2 separate regions of the Homo sapiens genome follow, and region 1 is linked to region 2. Evidence: chromatin loops called from intact Hi-C (ENCODE). Cell type or tissue: OCI-LY7. All regions are shown on one strand. Each heading gives the region's core, and the rest is flanking DNA. Links, peaks and the distances in the headings are about the cores only.

Region 1 (10,095 bases), core at 2,983-7,982, 150 kb after region 2:
TTTTGTATTTTTAGTAGAGACAGAGTTTCACCATGTTGGCCAGGCTGGTCTTGAACTCCTGACCTCACGTGAGCCAACTGCCTGGGCCTCCCAAAGTGCTACTGAGAAGACCTTGAAAGCTATTAAGCAAGGAAGGTGACATGAACTGATCTGAATTTTAAAAGATCACTAACTTTGAGTAGAAAATGGATGGTGTAGGGGTCGTAGAATGGAAGTAGGCAGGTCAGTTGAGGAGGTCATTGTAGAGAGATGTTAGATGATGATGGCTTAGACTAGGACAATTGAAGTAGAAATAGAGAGAAGTGGACAGCTACATGGTGTTTTTTGTGGAAATAGAGTCAATAAGACTTTCTGCAGGGTTGGGGGGAGTCACAGAAAGGGCTATCAGCAATGACTTTCAGATTTTTTCATGAATTGAGTTAGAAAAGATTAAGGGAGAAGCAGACTTAGGTAGGGCAGGTCAAATGAAGAGTTCTGCTTTGTCCATGTTAAGTACCCGTTAGACATCCAAGAGGAATTGTCAGGTAGGAGCTACATTTATGAGTCTGGCATTCCAGAGAGAGGTCAGGGCTGGAGATAAAGATAAATAAAGATTTTGGAATCAATAACGTATAGGTCTCACCACCCCTTTCCACTCACACCTCCATCCCTCTGTGCTCTCTTGCGTTTCCCCCAACAGTCCTCTCTCAAGCTATTTTCTTACAGCTTCACATTTCTTCCAGACCAGGGAGTCTTCCCCAATTTTGTCATTCTCTGGAAACCTCTCTGTTATGGAACCTGCCCATACCACCTTTACTCCTCAGCCTTGCAATTGTTGCTTTTCATTTATGTATGAAAACATGCAATTACCCAGATAAACTGAAAGGGATGAGCAGGGGTGGGGGCAGATTTGGATACTAAGAGGAGCTGATGAAGCTCCTCTTCAGATTTGGATCGGCTCTGAAGTCACTGCTAAGTGGTGGGGACGGTGGAGCCTGAAAAGAAAATGGAATGGGGAGTTAGCACACGAGTGGGTTTGTTGCTACTCTCTTTGAGGCCAAAAGGATTTTTTGGTACCTTTCTTAGGGATATCATAGTTTGAGATACCATGAAAGATGTTCAGGCAGAGCCTTTTCAACGAAATCACCTTGCTGTGGTCTTCACAGAGTCTAGTTAATAGAAGTTTTGCACTGGCTGGGTGTGGTGGCTCACTCCTGTAATCCCAGCACTTTGGGAGGCTGAGACGGGCGGATCACTTGAGCCCAGGAGTTCGAGACCAGCCCTGGCAATATGGTGAGTTCTTGTCTCTACAGAAAACAACAATTTAAAAAAAATAAATAGGCATGGTGGCACACCCCTGTAGTCCCAGCTACTTGGGAAGCTATAGTGGGAGGATCGCTTGAGCCTGGGAGGTCAGTGAGCCATGATGGTGCCACTGCACTCCAGCCTGGGTGACAGAAAGAGGCCATGTCTCACACACACACTAAAAAAGTTTTATACTATCTAGGGCCGGGCACACTGGCTCTCACCTGTAATCCCAGCACTTTGTGAGGCCAAGGTGGGTAGATTACTTGAGGCCAGGAATTCAAGACCAGCCTGGCCAACATGGTGAAACCCCGTCTCTACTAAAAATACAAAAAGTTAGCCAGGAGTGGTGACGGATGTCTATAATCCCAACTGCTCAGGAGGCTGAGGCAGGAGAATCACTTGAACCCGGGAGGTGGAGGTTGCAGTGAGCCAAGATCACGCCACTGCACTCCAACTTGGGCAACACAGTAAGGCTCCATCTCAAAAAAAAAAAAAAAAGTTTTGTACTATCTAGGATGGTGGTTATAGTAGCACAACAGTGTGAATGTACTTAATGCCACTGAACTTACATTTTAAATGGTAATTTTATATTATGCTTTTTTTTTTTGAGACAGAGTTTCACTCTTGTTGCCCAGGCTGGAGTGCAATGGCGCGATCTTGGCTCACCGCAACCTCCACCTCCTAGGTTCAAGTGATTCTCCTGCCTCAGCTTCCTGAGCAGCTGGGGTTACAGGCATGCACCACCACTCCCGACTAGTTTTGTATTTTTAGTAGAGACGGGGTGTCTCCATGTTGGTCAGGCTGGTCTCAAACTCCTGACCTCATGTGATCTGCCTGCCTTGGCCTCCCAAAGTGCTGGGATTACAGGCATGAGACACCACGCCTGGCCTATTATGCATATTTTTACAATAAAAAAAATTTGAAGATCTGGAAACTGGATCCTAGGACCTAGAATATTTCTCTGGCCCCCAAACTACCTGTTTTTCTGTTATCAAGGGATCCAGGAGACCCAGATGCTAATCAGGAGCTCTTATGGGAGCCTGGAAAGCAGCTGCAGACTCTAAGGGTATCTTGACTTCTACCTGTGTAAGTACAGTTCTGTGTGGCCAGCTAACTGGCCAGGAGACTGTGTCTCTGTTCTTGTCTGTGTAATGCTACATAAGTACTGCCAAATTCTTGGGTACGGGGGGTTTCTCCTTGTGTCAGTATCTTGCAGACCATTTCCCCATTTGTTGATACTCATTCTTTAGTCTAATTAGAGGACAGTTGAGTGTTGTGCAGTTTTCTCAGATTGCCCACAGTAGAGGAGGTGCGCTGGCTGTGGTGATGCAAGAGCAACAGTTATCATGTAGGATGGGCAGAAGGTCCCCAGTGGTTGAAAGCTCACAGTCGCCTCAGCTACACACTTTTCTTTTTTGAAACAGGGTCTCGCTCTGTAATCCAGGCTGGAGTTCAGTGGCGTGATCATGGCTCTCTGCAGCCTCAAACTCCTGGGTTCAAGTGATCCTTCCACCACAGCCTCCTGAGTAGCCGGGACTACAGGGACACGCCACCATGCCCAGCTCATTTTTTAAATTTTTTGTAGAGATGGGGCCCCACTATGTTAACCAGGCTTGTTATGCTTTTAAAATACTTAAGACCTGACAATATCATTTGAAACCAAATCACTCCATTTCCCTCTCTTTATATCTTAAGGAAAACAGAGGCATCCTTTCATAGCCTTTGAGAGTCACAAAATTTGGGCGGCAAGAAATGAAGGTTGGCTGGACATGGTGGCTCACACCTCTAATCCCAGCACTTTAGGAGGCCGAGGAGGGTGGATCACTTGAGGTCAGGAGTTAAAGACCAGCCTGGCCAACATGGTGAAACCCCATCTGGCCAGGCGCAGTGGCTCACGCATATAATCCCAGCACTTTGGGAGGCCGAGGCGGGTGGATCACCTGAGATCAAGAGTTTGAAACCAGCCTGGCCAACATGGCGAAACTCTGTCTCTACTAAAAATACAAAAATTAGCCAGGTGCGGTGGTGCACACCTGTAATCCCAGCTACTCGGGAGGCTGAGGCAGGAGAATCACTTGAAACCGGGAGGCAGAGGTTGTGGTGAGTCAAGATCACACCACTGCACTCCAGCCTGGGCAACAGAGTGAGACTCCGTTTCAAAAAAAAAAAAAAGAAAGAAACCCCATCTCTACTAAAAATACAAAATCAACCAGGTATGGTGGCACACGCCTGTAGTCCCAGCTACTTGGGAGGCTGAGGCAGGAGAATCGCTGGAACCCAGGAGGCAGAGGTTGCAGTGAGCCGCGATCACGCCTCTGCACTCTGGCCTGGGCAACAGAGAGAATCTCTGTCTCAAAAAAAAAAAGAAAGAAAGAAATGAGGGTGGCTCTGCAGAAGTCTCTCTGCGTGAAAGGGCAGTGGAGATCGCCCACAGTGTGTGGAGCTGCTGGCGTTCATGCCGAGCCGTGGGCCCTCATAGAGCTGGTCCTGAAGGTTCAGCAGCTGTTCGGCATAAGCCACTTCAATCCGCTGGCAGTGAGTTTGGAGAATCTTTTAGCTTTGCTCCTAAAGGTAGATTCCAGGCGGTCTCAGAAGAATGATAAAGGGAGGGAGAAACAGGGCAGATGAATAAGAAAAAAGCTAGAAAAAGATTTGTATTGATGCTAGAAAAAAATGAAAGCTCTTTGTGGGTTTATTTATGCAAAGTAGAGTGCAAATACCTTGACTTGGCTGTTATTTAGGACCTTCCCTCCTCCCCTGATTACCTTCCAAACTGACACACACACCCCAGAGCAATTCAGAGCTCTGGTCTGGAAAATCTTCCCACTGAGGCGTCAGTAGCTTGCCCTGTGATGACAGGTTTAATGGTTTTCTATCTCTGCATTCCACTAGGACCACCTACCCAGAGGCCACGCCCTACTGACCCGGTTAGCCAGAGCCTGAGACTAAGCGTGAGCACACAGAGGGCAGTACCAGTGCAGGCGCCGGGAGAGCTGCGTTTTGCTTTGAGTGAATCGCTCTGGTTGGCTGTGTGGCCATGTCCATGTTGCTTGCCCTCTCTGTAATTCAGGGTCCCAAATTATATAATGGGACTGATGGTTCTTGTCTCCTAGAAATGTCATGAGAACAGAGTAAATTATTGGTCTTCACCTTTTTTTTTTTTTTTTGAGGTAGGATTTCCTAGGCTCTCTTATACCAGAGAAGAAAATGTCCTTAGAAGACATTTAATCAGAGAATAGACAGAGAGAAGGCAAACTTGCTCACAACCTGCCTTGAAGTCTCTTACATGTCTCCTTCCAGAGAAGTCCAAGGGAATCTTCAGTAATTGCTGGACAGCAACCTGGAGTAGGGGGTGGAGGTGATGTATTTTTCTTTCTTCCAGTTTCCCCTTCCAGTCTGATCTCTCTTTGAGTGACACTGATTGGGGTGGGCCAAGGGTCATGGGTGAAAACGTCCCCGCTGCTCAGGTCTGCTTATTGGATAATACACCCATCAGCCTGCCCTCTCCGTGGGCAAAGCCCCAGCCTTTGTATTGATGTGTGTTTGATTGTTTAAAGGCAGCCCTGCTGGCTCAGTGCCCCCTGCTGGCCTCCATCTGTGGCAAAGAGCACACAGCCAGAGAGCAGCAGTCACTGAGGGCAGGGCCAGGGCAGCACCAGGCTTCCCAGTCACCTGCCTGCAGTGCCCAGGAACTCACTGTCAACTCCTTGTCCTTATGAAAGTTCCTCGGGTTCTCCTTTTCATGATTGTATTAATCTCCTGTTGTAACAAATCACCACAAATCCAGTAGCTTAAAACAACATGAATGCATGATCTTCCATTTCTGGAGGCCAGAAGTGCAAAGTGGGTCTCACAAGGCTAAAATCAAGGTGCTGGCTTGGCCGTGTTCCTTCTGGAGGCTCTAGAGGAGAAGCCATTTCCTTTTCTTTCCCAGCTTCTAGGGGCTGCCCATATTCCTTGGCTTGTGGCCTCTTCCTCGTCTTCAAAGCCCGTCGCTCCAGCCTGTTTCTGTCCTCACGTGTCCTCCCCAACTCTGACCCTCCTGCCTTCTTCCTGTAAGAACCTTATGATTAAGTTGGGCCCCAGCCCTGTCTGTCCTTGGGTTTCTAAGGATTTCTCAGGAATGGAAGTGCTGTTCCTTGTCAGCTGGGAGCCAGTGGGATAAGTGCATTGATTAGGAAGTTTCCTGAGGACAGGAGGCACCCAACCTTACAGGCCTTTGACACCCTCCCGCCCAAAGCAGTTGATGACCAGTGAGAGGACTGAGAGTCCAGAAATAAAAAGAAGCGGGACCCCATATGTCTGGATTATAAGAAACTCAATTGATAAGGATGAGAGCAGGCAAACGGGCTGATGTCACACACAAGCAGCCTGATCAACGACCTTCTCCCTTGCCCCAATTCTGGAATCACTTCACCAAAGCACCACCATGCTTTCCATCTCTTAATGCCTTTATTTTTAGTTTGGGGTATTTTCTATTGTTTGAAGGTTGCCTTGCAACCCGTTCGCCTGGAGGGTTTAAACAATATAGAGTTTCTTTGCTGAGCAGCAACAGTAGCCAAGAGAGACTGAATATAAACTTTTAAGTCTATTTTCTCAGGGTTCCTCCATCAGGAATGGCTTTAAACAGAAGAGCGCACTCCCCTGGCTTGCCTCTCCCTGGGGGAGGGGAGAAGGGTAGCTGATGGAGAACATTTTGTGTTCTCTTATCTTTCATCCTAGTGGAAGGGGATAAGCACCAGAATAGGAAAACAAAATATCTGGCTATTAATATACTCTAAGTCCTCCAGCACATGGATTGGGTTTGTTTATTTGTGAAAGGGAAGGATGCTTTTCTCTGACCTTTGTAAGCGCTTCTGCCAGCTGGGAGGGCCCTGGCAGAGGGAGTGCCCTCCATAAGGTGAAGGGGCCAGGGGGCCAGGGCCTAGCTTCCTAGGAAAAGAGAAAACCCTCAGACTTTTCTCAAGAAAAGTTGCTTTTCAGGATCAACCTGCTTCAAGCCCCAGCAGTGTCATCCAGGAAAAAAAGAGAGAGAGAGAGAGAGCAAGCAGGAGGATTTCTCACGCAAGAGCCAGAGTGTCCCCACCTCCCCACCAGACGTGTATCTCTGTCACCCTGTTTGTACCTAACCTGGGGAACCAGAGAACTGGGCAGCCTTGCCAGAAGAAAGAACACACAGGTTCCTCAAGACACCCACTTATATGGCAGTAAGCAAGGCTAAAAAAGGAGTGTTCCCCTGCCCCAGAGGACAAAGGCTGGCAAGAGGAAGGCACGCAACACTGCCCAGCTCAGGCTCTGCACTGTCATTCTGTGTTTCCCTCGGACCCTGTAGTGGATTGAACCAAGGAGTGCCCTGGAGTAGGTCATCATTTTCTGGGCGGCTAGTTAATGATAAGCTTTCAGCTGGGAAGGAGCCAGAAGGAAAGAGGCTTCCTCAGGGGGCAGGAGCACGCAGGCCTCCAAGCCCCACACCTGCTGTGTCATGTCAGAGGTGCCAGAGCACCCTTTGACTGCCTGAAGAGGTCTCGGCTTGCCACCCACCAGGGTCAGGTCGTCTCAGGTCCCCGGGGAGGTTTGACTAGCCAAGAGCCCCAGGCAGAGGCACCAGGAGAGGAGAGCAGCATTGGCAGGGCCTGCCCTCTCCCAGAGCAAACAGGGACAAAGGTTGGTGTACTCACGGCTGCCTCTCCCATCCTGCCTGTGCCTGCCCGCCACACCAGATACTCCAGGTTGTCCCAGCATTGCTACATTAGGCAGGAATCTGTCATCTCTGCCTGCTGGGTCACTCATTACCCCAGATCCAATTCCCAGGCAGGGAAGTTTGGGGCATCAGAGCAGCGGAGAAGGCTTTGGCATTCAGGAGCTTTAAAACAGAAAAGCTGTCGTGTCTGTACCTGTTCAGTAGGGAGCCAAACGTGTTTATTGCATGTGTTATGATGCTATCGTGAAAGTATGCATGAAAGGAAATAATTTGTAAGCTCGCTACCCTGCCTGTCTGGAAAAGTGGGGCCCTCTGTGTAAACCCCAGCTCTGCAGGCATTCTGAGAGCTTGAACATTCCTTGTGACTATTTCTTATACTACATTTCACTGCCACCCCAGTGTGTTTGAATTTGTCTCTGCGCCAGCAGGTCGGAGTACCCATTGGGATTCTCTGTGAGAATTCAAACAAGTTGGAGGCGCTGAGGTTGCCAAGTGCAACCAGGTCTGGCACAGACTTGGCGTGAGAGAGAGCAGGAGCAAGAAGGCTTGGACATCATGAATCACTGAAGCCCTGGCCCATATAGCCTTCTTGTTTGGGATTAGTATAGAAGTGTTGTTTTTCCTTCTTTATACCTGAGAATGGCCTTCAGCTGCTGAAATGATGATATTTATCAAGGTAGTACTATACTAAGAACTGAATGAATGATCTCATTTACCTCCCACCTCAAACCCATGAGATAGATACAGATGAGGACCCATGCTCAGAGAATTTGAGTAACATGCTTAAGGTGACCTCCTACTTCATCTGCAGTTATTTTGTTTGTTTGTTTGTTTATTCATTTGAGATGGAATCTCACTCTGTTGCCCAGGCTGGAGGGCAGTGGCACAATCTCAGCTCGCTACAAACTCCACCTCCCAGGTTCAAGCGATTCTCCTTGCTCAGCCTCCTGAGTAGCTGCGATTACAGGCGTGCACCACCATGCCTGGCTAATTTTTGTAGTTTTAGTGGAGACAGGGTTTCACCATGTTGACCAGGCTGGTCTCAAACTCCTGGCCTCAAGTGATCCACCCACCTCAGCCTCCCAAAGTGCTGGGACTACAAACATGAGCCACCTTGCCTGGCCTCATCTGCAGATAAGACTTGCTAGCACCCTATTCTGAAAGGAGAGGAAGAAAGAAGATGAGGATGAGTATTTCTGAGGGCTGTAGTTGTGTACTGGTTTCTTAGAAGCTAGGGCCCTCCTGATTTATATTCCATGGGGCTGTCTGAGGAAGTTGTTTAGCTTTTGAGGTGATAGATGAGGGCTGGGTCACTTCTGTTTGCAGAGTGTGGGCTGAAGGGTAAGTCAGGACATTTCTCCTCTGGTCCCCATCAGGGACTCACAGGCTGACTCCTGTGGCTGTGTTTATATCATCATTTTTAAGGCATCAGTACCAGCATGGCAGCTCTAAGCTCCCTCTTCCTTTTGCCGTCCTCCATGTGGAAAGAAGCCAAACGGGAGAACTTCCCCAACCATTTCCCCTCAGTGCAGCTGGTACCAGCTTGAAACCTAAGACACATAGCACTGCAGCCCGGCCAAAGCATGGCTAATCCGTGTTTCTTTAGACACAGCAGGAAGCTGCTCTGTGGCCTGGTGTCAGGAACCATCTCAGGGCCCATGGGTGTTCTGCTTCCTTGGTTTGACCCTGAGGGGTCAGCTGGCAGGTGAAGCCCATCAACACTGACTCTGTAGACGGGGACTATCATCAGCAGCTTATGGAAGAGAGGGAAGAGGATGTCTGGGATTTGAATCTTTTACTCAGGGCCTTTTCTGGAAAAGCAGTCTCTTTGGAAAAGGAGGATGATAGAGGAGTTTCCATAAGGTGGAAACGGCTCCCTCCATGTGTGACTGTGAGAAGGGAGTGTCGGTCCAGTGCCATGTCCCATTCCAACAGGTGGCCTCCAGTTGCCATCAGTGCCCTTCGCCATGCCTTCGTCCTGGGGGTGGCCTGCAGTGTTGGTAGGGGACCCTGCCTTTCCTGGCCATCCCCATAGGCCACAGGCCCCTCCAGTATGCTGCTCCTGCACGGTGCCCAGAGCCTGTTCCACCCCGCCAGGCACCTCTGTCCGTCACATCGGCTGCACACATCAGCTCTGCCCCACTCTGTGTTTCTGAATTACTCTCACTGGCAACCAGCACAAGCTCTGCCCTCCCAGTGTCCTGATATCCTCTGGTTAATAAGCAGCTCACATAAAGACACCAAGAGCTGTTGCAAGTGGTAGAGAAAAGCCACAGCTCTCTGAATACAGTCCAGGAAGCCCTGGACTTGGCCCAGGAACTTGGTGGCTGTTTCTGTTCTCTGCCCCTTGGTAGCCTTCCTCACCGGGTATAAAAGGGAGAGAAGCTTGAATCCTTACCCTGAGGCATAGGAGACTACAAGGCAGTGAGGGGCTTATTAGTCAATGAGAGACTTTTGCTGAAGCTGGACGACCCTTCCTGGAGGAGTCCTCTTTTCTAAAAGAAAACAAATTCCTGCCCTTTATTCTTTCAAATCTACTTCTAGAAAAGTCTTAGAGTTCCTGTTAATTCAAACACCAATCTCCCACCTTCCCTCTCTCCTGTCTCTATGAGCTGCCTGGGCGGCACACTTCCTACCCACCTGCTCACTCCCTCCATCTCCTATACTGTTTTATCCCCTGGAGTTTGGAGATGTCCCTGTGGAAGGGGACAGTGGGGAGTGTGTGCCAGATCCCCCCCGCCCATTGTCACCTTGGTCTGAATCCAACCCCACAAGGGGAGCTGGAGCCGTCTCCCTGCATCTCCCTGGGCCTGCCCATTGTCAAGGTCCTGGTCACCTTTGAAGCCTCCTGCAGGGATCCCCAGTGCCAATGGAGCCTTTTCCAAAGCCCAGTAGCATGACATTTTAGACTTGGAAATCCCTAGACAAATAAATCTCACTTAATCCTCACCAAGTTGGCCCCCAGTGGAGACAATTGCTTAGCCAAGTTTATCAGGTACCACTAGTTCTTGCAGCAAACATTCCTTCTGTTCCAGGCATTGTGCTCGGGTTGGCAATACAGGATAAACAAGACAAGGTCCCTGTCCTTGCGGAGCAACCAGACCATC
Region 2 (10,095 bases), core at 1,659-6,658:
CTCTTGTGTAACTGGGACCACAAGCATGTACCACCACACCAGGCTAATTTTTGTATTTTCTATAGAGCCCAGGTTTTATCATGTTGCCCAGGCTGGTCTCAAACTCCTGGTCTCAAGTGTTCTTCCTGCCTCAGCCTCCCAAAGTGCTAGGATTAATAGTTGTGAGCCATGATGCCCAGCCTAAACTTTTAAATAGGGTGATCAGAAAAGATCTCCCTAAGATGATGACTTTTAAGTGAAGACCTTAAGAAGGTGAGAGGGTGAGCCAAGGAGATAACTGGGAAGAGCATTCCAGGCAGAGAGGACAGCAAATACAAAGATCCTGAGGCAAATCACTTTCATTTGTCTGTAACTCTGTTTTCCTGTCTGCAAATGGGGAGGAATAAGACCATGAAGCATCCCAACAAATGGTGGCAAATTATCAACACCTGGGCTCGCCCACTGCTCTTGCTCTTAAGCAAGATACTTAATGAATGTCTCAGAGCTTCAGTTTGCTCACCTGTAAAATGGTGATAATAACTGTACCAATCTCACAGTGTTGTCAGGAGAATTAAAAGACATATGCTTTGCCAGGGCCTGGCACACAGTAGTGTTCACAAATGTAGGGTTTGAACCCAGACTAGGAGGACTTCCAGTCCTGAGGGGTGATCATAGCTCACTGCAGCCTCGACTCCCCAGGCTCAGTGATCCTCCCACCTCAGCCTCTCAAGTAGCTGGGACTACAGGGCATCTGCCACCATGCCCAGCTAATTTTTGTATTTTTTGTAGAGACAAGTTTCACCATGTTTCCTAGGCTGGTCTCAAACTCTTAGGGTCAAGTGATGTGCCTGCCTTGGCCTCCCAAAGTGCTAGGATTACAGGCATCAGCCACCATGCCTGGCCCCTCTTCTTTTTTTCAGACAGAGTTTCGTTCTTGTTACCCAGACTGGAGTGCAATGGTGCAATCTCGGCTCACCGCTACCTCCACCTCCTGGGTTCAAGCGATTGTGCTGCCTCAACCTCCCGAGTAGCTGGGATTACAGGCATGTGCCACGATGCCTGGCTAATTTTGTATTCTCAGTAGAGACTGGGTTTCTCCATGTTGGTCAGGCTGGTCTCGAACTCCCGGCCTCAGGTGATATGCCCGCCTCAACCTCCCAAAGTGCTGGGATTACAGGCCTGAGCCGCTGCGCCCAGCTTTGCTTCGCTTCTCCCCTCCCATTCCCTCCCCTGCTCCTCTCCCCTCCCTTTCCTCTTCCTTTCCTCTTTCTTTTCTTTTCTTTTGAGTTAGAGTCTCACTCTGTTGCCCGGGCTGGAATGCAGTGGCACAATCATGGCTCACTGCAGCCTTGAACTCATGTGCTCAAGCGATCCTCCTGCCTCAGCCTCCCAAGTTGGGATTACAGGCATGAGCCACTGCACTTGGCTCAGTTCCCCTCATTTCTGTGAGAGAGTCTAAAGGGTTTCATGGTGGGGAAGCCTGTGGTCCATCCTGACTGCCTCCCTATGTTTTCCCCTATCTATGTTTTTAAAAGCATAATTTAACCAGCCTGGCCAACATGGTGAAACCCCATCTCTACTAAAAATGCAAAAAATTAGCCGGGTGTAGTGGCGGGCACCTGTAATCCCAGCTACTCAGGAGGCTGAGACAGAAGAGGTTCAAGTGAGGCGAGATTGCACCATTGCACTCCAGCCTGGGCAACGAGAGAGAAACTCCATCTCAAAAAAAAAAAAAAAGCATAATTACTTAGATTCTAACATCAAGCAGGGAGATTAGAGTCTGAATCCCAGCTTTCACCGAATGACCTTGGGCAAATGTCTTAACCTCTTTGAACTAATTTCTTCATCTGTGCCTCAATATTGTGGACAGGATTCAAGATCATATTGTGTCAACAGGAGAATTAACAGAGATAACGCAAGTGAGTATCACCAGCACGTGACAGGTGCTCAAAAAAAAAGTATTCCTGGTCAGACATGGTGACTCACGACTGTAATCCCAGCACTTTGGGAGGCCGAGGCGGGTGGATCATCTGAGGTCAGAAGTTCAAGACCAGCCTGACCAACATGGAGAAACCCCGTCTCTACTAAAAATACAAAATTAGCCGGGGTGGTGGCGCATGCCTGTAATCCCAGCTATTCAGGGAGGCTGAGGCAGGAGAATCGCTTGAACCCGGGAGGCGGAGGTTGCAGTGAGCCGAGATCATGCCATTGCACTCCAGCCTGGGCAACAAGGGTGAAACTCCGTCTCAAAAAAAAAAGTCTTCCCTCCACTATGGCTTCATCGTGTGTCTGCCCAGCAAATATGATTCGGGGCAATCAAAAAACACAAGATTATTTTAAATAGATCATCTTCAACACAAATTACCACAGTGTTTTGCTTTGTTTTGTTTTTTGGTGGCGAATAGATTGTGGGCCTTGGGGGGCGTCTCAAGTGAGTGCTCAGATCCCAGCTTCTGTGCTTTATTGGCTGTTGGACCTCCGGCGAGTGTCTTAACCTGTCTGAGCTTTAGTTTCCTGGCCTAACTTACAAAGTAGTTGTAAGAATCCAAGATAATTTTCGTAAAGCACCTAGCACCCAAGAGGACTTTGGGCCTTATGGGGCCGCAGTAGTTATCCAGCTATGAAAAAAAGGACAAAAGGCCAGGCACAGTGGCTCATGCCAGTAATTCCAGCACTTTGGGAGGCCGAGGCGGGTGGATCACTTGAGGTCAGGAGTTCGAGACCAGCCTGGCCAACATGGCAAAAACCTGTCTCTACTAAAAATACAAAAATTAACCAGGCGTGGTGGCACACGCCTGTAATCCCAGCTACTCTGGAGGCTGAGGCAGAATAACTTGAACCCAGGAGGCGGAGGTTGCAGTGAGCTGATATCACTCCACTGCACTCCAGCCTGGGCGACACAGTGAGACTCTGTCTCAAAAAAAAAAAAAAAAAAAAAAAAAGGACAAGAAACCCGAGCAGTTTGGGTGGCAAAGGAAGACCAGGAGAGAGAAATTCCAATCAGGCTATTTAGAAACGCCATGCAGAGCTGGGCACAGTGGCTCACACTTGTAATCCCAACACTTTGGGAGGCTGAGGCGGGCAAATCACAAGGTCAGTAGTTCAATTCCAGCCTGGCCAATATGGTGAAACCCCATCTCTACTAAAAATACAAAAATTAGCCAGGCATGGTGGCGGGCGCCTGTAATCCCAGCTACTCGGGAGGCTGAGGCAGGAGAATTGCTTGAACCTGGGAGGCAGAGGTTGCAGTGCGCCGAGATCATGCCACTGCATGCCAGCCTGGGCAACAGAGCAAGACTCTGTCTCAAAAAAAAAAAAAAAAAGAAAAGAAAAGAAAAGAAAGAAATGCTGTGCAGAGCCTAGTGAGAGTGAAATCAAAATCAACGAGTTTCCAGCCTTATTTTTCTCCCTCTAGAAAGAGCTAGGGATCAGGAATCTCAAATTTGGACTTCACTTTGTCCAAAGCTAACTCTGTGCCCTTGAGCAAATCTCTTCCCCTCTCTGTGCCTCAGTTTTCCAGGAATCCCTTTGTAAAGACCCTTTCCTCTCTGAAACCATGGTGGTACTGCTACTGACCAGCAGAGGGCAGTGATGCACCAACATTCTCTATGGATCTGCGTTGCTTTTGTCTGGCCTTGGACAAGAACATTTAAATAATTAGTTAGTGGTCTGTGTCACTCTTTTTCAAAGAGCCTTATTTTATCCTCAGCGCATAGTCAGAATAAGGTCTTGCCACAGTGCACAGATGAGGAAGTAGAGCCTCAGAAGCATAAGAAACTTAACCGGTAATTTTGGTCACACCACATCCTAAATTTAGACTATCAGAATGGTATGAACACATTGCTGTATGTCTGGGCTGCATGGCATCGATAATCCATTACCTGCTTTATGGTTCATGAAGCACTTTCTGATCCTCAATATCAGAATTCTCATCTTATTCTCCTCCAGTTTACAGGTGAGCAAACAGTGGCCTCTAGAGGTTATGTCATTTGGCTTAGCATTTTCTTGTTCTTTTTTTTCTCCAGGTGTTTTTTTGTTTGTTTGATTGTTTGTTTGTTTTGAGACAGAGTCTTGCTCTGACACCTAGGCTGGAGTGCAGTGGCGCAATCTCGGCTCAGTGCAACCTCCACCTCCTGGGTTCAAGCGATTCTCAGGCCTCAGCCTCCCGAGTAGGTGGGACTACAGGCAAGAGCCACCACGCCTGGCTAATTTTTGTATTTTTAGTAGAGACAAGGTTTCACCATGTTGGCCAGGCTGGTCTCAAACTCCTGACATCAGTTGATACACCTGCCTCAGCCTCCCACAATGCTGGGATTACAGGCGTGAGCCACCAAGCCCCTCCTCTTCAGGTTTTATTTATTTATTTTAGCAACAGGGTCTCACTATGTTGCCCAGGCTGGCCTCAAACTCCTGGCTTCAAGTGATCCTCCCACCTTGGCCTCCCAAGTAACTGGGATTTACAGCAGTGAGCCACTGCACCCGGCACTAGCATATTCACAATCAGCTCCATCTTACAGACTGGTTGACTCCCAGAAATATTAGCTTAACAACAGAACCTGGCGTTCTGCAGTTTTTATGTGATGAAATGTAGTGAGTGAGTGCTCATCCAAATATTGCTCCTTGTTTTGGAAAAGGAATTAAGCCCCTTTCCCTGTCTCAGCAGCCACACCATTATTAGCAATCCCATAGGAAACTGGAATAGCTTTACATAGACAGTGGTTCTCAAAAAGGACTATCAAATGACACACCTGTCCCCAACTCCAGATTCTGATATCCACACCCCAAACATCCAATCACTGGTTTTGATGGTCTTTTGACGTTGTTGTTTGTTTGTTGTTATAGTTTTTGTTTTTGTTTTGAGATGGAGTCTCGCTCTGTCGCCCAGGCTGGAGTGCAGTGGCACGATCTCAGCTCACTGAAACTTCCACCTCCCAGATTCAAGTGATTCTTCTGCCTCAGCCTCCCGAGTAGCTGGACTACAGGCGTGCACTACCATAAATTTTTTTTTTTTTTAGACAGAATTTTGCTCTTGTCACCCAGGCTAGAGTGCAGCGGCACGATCTCAGCTCACTGCAACCTCCGCCTCCCAGGTTCAAGAGATTCTCCTGCCTCAGCCTCCCGAGTAGCTGGGATTACAGGCGCCCGCCACCATGCCTGGCTAATTTTTGTATTTTTAGTAGAGACAGGGGTTTCACCATATTGGCCAGGCTGGTCTGGAACTCCTGACCTCAGGTGATCTTCCTACCGCGGCCTCCCAAAGTACTGGGATTACAGGTGTGAGCCACCGCGCTCGGCCTTGTTTGTTGTTTTGATCTGTTTGTGTGTGCTATGTCATCAACAGACTCCTGGGTTGGATAAGATGCTGTAACAGAAAAGTGCAACTCAAATTAGCTTAAACACGTAAACATTAGGAAAATTTCCACCTCACCTAACAAGTAAACTGCAAGGTAGCAAAGGTAGCTACTAAACAACAGCAGCAGCTTCTCTCCATTTTTTCACCTTCATCACGATGGGCAAAAGTGCCCTTTAGTGTGAGTCCCCCTCATGGATACAAGATGGCAACTGCATTCCCAAGCATGGCAGCCACAAGGGGGCAACACCCAAAGGAAGATAAAAGGCCTCTTCCTTGTGTCTCTTTATAAAAGGAACTACCCACCCCAGCTGATTTGCTCTCACATCTCATTGGCCAGAAATGGATCACGTGGCCCTGCCTAAACCAATCACTAGCCAGGGAATGAGATTGACATGAAGGCTTAGGCCTCTGGATCTCAACCAGCGGTGATTTTATCCTGGAGGGGACATTTGGTACTGTCTGCTCACATTTTTGATTGCCACAACTGAGGGCAGGATACTACTAGCAGCTACTGAGTAGAGGCCAGGGATGCTGCTAAAATCTTACGATGCAGGACAGCCCCACAGCAAAGAATTATTTGGCTTTTTAAAAAAGTTTTTCTTTCTCTTCTTAGGTATAGACTACCACGTAAACTGTGATTTGAAATATTGCTACTACTTGGCTGTCCCTACATCAGATTTTCATTTAAGTGGATTCCTCTGTAGTATTTCTCCTCTTCCTTCTCCTCCTTGAATCTCCCCAGTCTTTCCTTTTATAAAGTTGTTGAACCAATATCCTATTTAAAATTGTGTTTTGGGGGTAGCTGTCTTTATTACTGTCACTGTCTTATAAAACCAGAGATGACATATTTGTAAACAGAGCTTGAGAAATGAACGAGGCCCAGTGGAAGCAGAAAATTTGATGAGATTAGATTTTTTGTGAGACAGGGGTCTCGCTATGTTGCCCAGGCTGGTCTTGAACTCCTGGCTTCAAGCAATCCTTTCACCTTGGCCTTCCAAAGTGCTGGGAATCCTTGCGTGAGCCACTGCGCCTGGCCTTACCTGGCCTAAAATGTCAGCAGTGTTGGAAGGTGAGAAACCCTGGCATAGACCGATTCACTAGAGGATTCTTTCTCTACTGCAGGGCTTGGGGCTGGTATCTGCCCTCCATGAAGCACATAACTACAAGGAGGAGGGAGGACACCACACAAAATTGAGGTTCAGAGAATTTGAAAGAAGAACTTGGCGGGGGCTGGCTTTTGGGAAGGGGACCAAAAGTCTCTGAAGCCCTGATGCTGTGAATTTAGCTCCCAGCAGGCTCTAAGGAGCTCTGACACCGTGTGCCCTGCTGCTGGGAGTTAGGAATAGCACAGAATCAACACTTGGCCCTTGCCCTCACATTGCTTATAGGCCAGCTGTTTAAGCCAGACTGGCATTACTTCCTTTTTGCTATTATCGTTTATAGTGTTTCTTCATGGTAGAAAATACAGAAAGGAATACGGAAACAAAGCCAGAATCGCTCATACTCCTACCACTCAGAGAGAACCACACTAACATTTTGTTTCCTTTCAAATTTGGTACTGTTTTCTAATTATCACAATTCACACAAATTATCTCCTCATTCTTTCATTCAGTCCACAGCTATAGAGCTGAGTGCTGGTGTGTGCGGTTCAGATTCTCACTGCACTGAGAGTACCCAGAAGAACAAGTTCACTGGAGTTCAGAGCAGTTAGATGTGGGAGACTTGACTTGGGCAACCTGAATGGAGAAAGAGGGAATAAGGATGGCTTCCACAGAGCAGAAGGGCCTGCACCAGGAAGATTGCAGGTATTGTAGATATCTGGTTCTTTGACTTATTCAGCATTCATTCCTCACTTCTTTTTTTTTCCTTTTTCTTTTTCTTTTTTTTTTTTTAAGATGGAGTCTCGCTCTGTCACCCAGGCTTGAGTGCAGTGGTGAGATCTCGTTTTACTGCAACCTCCACCTCTGGGGTTCAAGTGATTCTCGTGCCTCAGCCTCCCGAGTAGCTGGGAAGGCGCGCGCCACCAGGCCCGGCTAATTTTTGAATTTTTAGTAGAGACGGGGTTTCACCATATTGGCCAGGCTGGTCTTGAACTCCTGACCTCAGGTGACCCGCCCACTTCGGCCTCCGAAAGTGCTGGGATTAAAGGCGTGAGGTACCGTTCCGGCCTCATTCCCCACTTCTGAGAAGAGCACCTGGCTTTCCTTTGGAGGAGTCATTCCTTCCCCACCATCAGCCCTCAGCTCCTGCTTGGGTGCAGCTAACCCTACCCCTCGGTTCCAGGTGGTCACATGACCCAACTCTGGTCAATCCCTCCCACCAGTGATTGGCTCACAGCTGGGCACATGACTAGATCAGGCCAATCAAGACCAAGGAGACTCTGTTCCATCTGTGGGGCCTGCCTAGAAAGGGAAACTCTCTCTCCATTGGATTTGGAGCTATAAGGATGAAGCCTGGAGCTGCTGGTGGCTGCTTTTCTATCAGGAGCAGAGAGAGGATACTGGGAAATAAAGCCAACACGGTAAAGGGAATAGCTGAGAGATGGAGGAAGTGTGACCACCCTGAGGGAAACCTTGGAGCTTCTCCAGCCAGTTGTATTGAAGTCCATGGCTTCTACGGATTTCCAGTTACGTAATCGAATCAATTGCCTTTTTTGGCTTAAGCCAGTTTCAGTTAACTTTCTGTCTTTTGCAACTGAAAGTTCAGACATACTGTTTGCTAGAGTAATGGAAAAAATGGACTCAGAGGCAAGAAGGACTTTGCTCTGACATTAACCAGCTGTGTCCTTGGGTAAAATCACTTCATCTTCCAGATTCAATTCTCTAGAATGAAGGAAATAATACGTTCCTCTTGGGTGGCTGGAAGAATTGAATGACCTCCTGTGGCTGGCAGTGCTTTGTGAACGTGAAGGGAAATATAAATGCAAGGAGTTCTTATAAATGGCAGGGATAATTTTAGGAAAGAGGTTTCAGATGAGCTTAAAAGGATGGCGGGCTCCAAGGTAAACTCAGATGCTGTAGCAACCAGGTGGTGATGGAAGCCTGTGAAGTGGTGGCAGGTATAAGGAAGTTCAGGGGCCTTTCTGGTCTACTCTTTCCTTTTCTCTTTGATACATTTGTGAGACAAAGGAGTATTACTGTAAGAAAAATGGCAGCACAAACGTGATGATCACCATCAACTGACACTGGCTTTAGGATCAGAGACAACAGGGAGTGGTGGGGACTGTGGCAGACTGGACAGTGCATGTCCCATTGTAAGCAAGCAGGCTTCCTCAGCTCCAGCCAATCTATGCCACACAGTATGGCCAGATTTGCTAATTTTTCTTTTCTTTCTTTTTTTTAATAGAAAAGTGGGAAATATCTTTTAATGTTTGAGTATTTTCTTAAAATTTTCCTTTTTTTTTCTTTTTGAGGCAGAATCTTCCTCTGTTGCCCAGGCTGGAGTGCAGTGCCATGATCTCACCTCACTGCAACCTCTGCCTCCTGGGTTCAAGCGATTCTCCTGCCTCAGCCTCCCAAGTAGCTGGGACCACAGGCACACGCCACCACACCTGGCTAATTTTTTTGTGTTTTTGGTAGAGATGGGGTTTCACCATATTGGCCAGTCTGGGCTCGAACTCCTGACCTCAAGTGATCCGCCTGCCTTGGCCTCCCAAAGTACAAGGATTACAGGTGTGAGCTACCACACCTGGCCAGATTTAACATTTTTTTGACTTAACACATTAATATAATAAAGGAATATGGCTCCCTTATTAACATAAATATAGTTTTAAAATATTCTTTTCATGAAGTTAACTGTGTTTATTTAGCCATTTTCTTAGCTTTTGCCATCATGGTTCTTGGAGAATTTTTTCTGTAATTGCTGCAGTGAGCTTGGAGATCACAGATGTATATAATTTAAATATTACTTCCTCAGGTTTATTCTTAGAAGTAGTATTACCAAATCAAAAGTTCTCAACATTTCTCAGGGTACTGCAATTTTTACATTGCATATCAAAACTGTTGTTACTGAAATCTGCATTCCTTTCATCAGTTCACAGAAATTTGCAATCACAGACATCTTTAGATCTATGTCCAGCTGCGTTCATTTCACATATTCAGAAATGAAGCCTAAAGATCTGAACCCAGAAGCCAGACCTCCAGACTGCCAGTCAGTTTCCTCCCCCATCCACTCTGATTTATTAAGCAGTTAGGCTGGCCCTTCCCGACCCTTCCTACACAGTGGCAGAGCTTTTGCTCCTCTACCCACTGGAATCTACACTGGTCCCAGCCCCTCATTCAACTCCCGTGGGACGCCAAGCAATACGGAGTTCGGAGTTTGAGAAGCACGGAAATCTCCTGAACCCCACCACGAGTCCACACTAGGCTGTGAGTCTACCACAGGGTCTCAAACCAGAAAGTGGAAAAAGTAATTTTTCAAGGCAGCCTGGAAATCCAGATTTTTATGTAAAATGCCTCAATTTTATTTATTTATTTTATTTTATTATTATTTTTTGAGATAGAGTCTCTCTCTGTCGCCCAGGCTAGAATGCAATGGCACAATCTCGGCTCACTGCAACCTCCACCTCCCAGGTTCAAGTGATTTTCCTGCCTCAGCCACCCAAGTAGCTGGGACTACAGGCACATACCACCATGCCCTGCTAATTTTTATAATTTTAGAAGAGATGAAGTTTCACCATATTGTTCAGGCTGGTCTCGAACTCCTGACCTCAGGTGATCCACCCACCCCGGCCTCCCAAAGTGCTGGGATTACAGGCGTGAACC

Evidence for each region. A loop is a pair of places that touch in the nucleus more often than their neighbours do. Peaks named below come from ENCODE experiments on the same cell type or tissue, not always from the same donor. Only the 100,000 strongest peaks of a DNase experiment are listed, where the experiment ranks them.
Region 1: a loop joins it to region 2, with 8 times the contacts of the local background. A loop is called at or near these places in 23 of 110 quality-filtered maps.

Annotation. Positions count from the first base shown.
Region 1 is chr12:110,240,820-110,250,914 of GRCh38, forward strand. No RefSeq gene overlaps it. Among named protein-coding and RNA genes, the nearest start is that of ATP2A2, 35 kb to the right of the region's middle. In OCI-LY7, for the core only: CTCF peaks have their summits at 4,859 (motif pointing left) and 5,065; a DNase peak (open chromatin) is centred at 4,862.
Region 2 is chr12:110,096,811-110,106,905 of GRCh38, forward strand. LOC105369976 (a long non-coding RNA gene) reads right to left here and starts at 5,566. Exons shown (of 3, transcript XR_945334.2): 1 at 5,408-5,566. RefSeq lists an enhancer at 5,494-5,788. In OCI-LY7, for the core only: CTCF peaks have their summits at 3,560 (motif pointing right), 3,777 and 5,534 (motif pointing right); DNase peaks (open chromatin) are centred at 3,641 and 5,621; H3K4me3 peaks cover 1,277 bases; H3K27ac peaks cover 1,731 bases.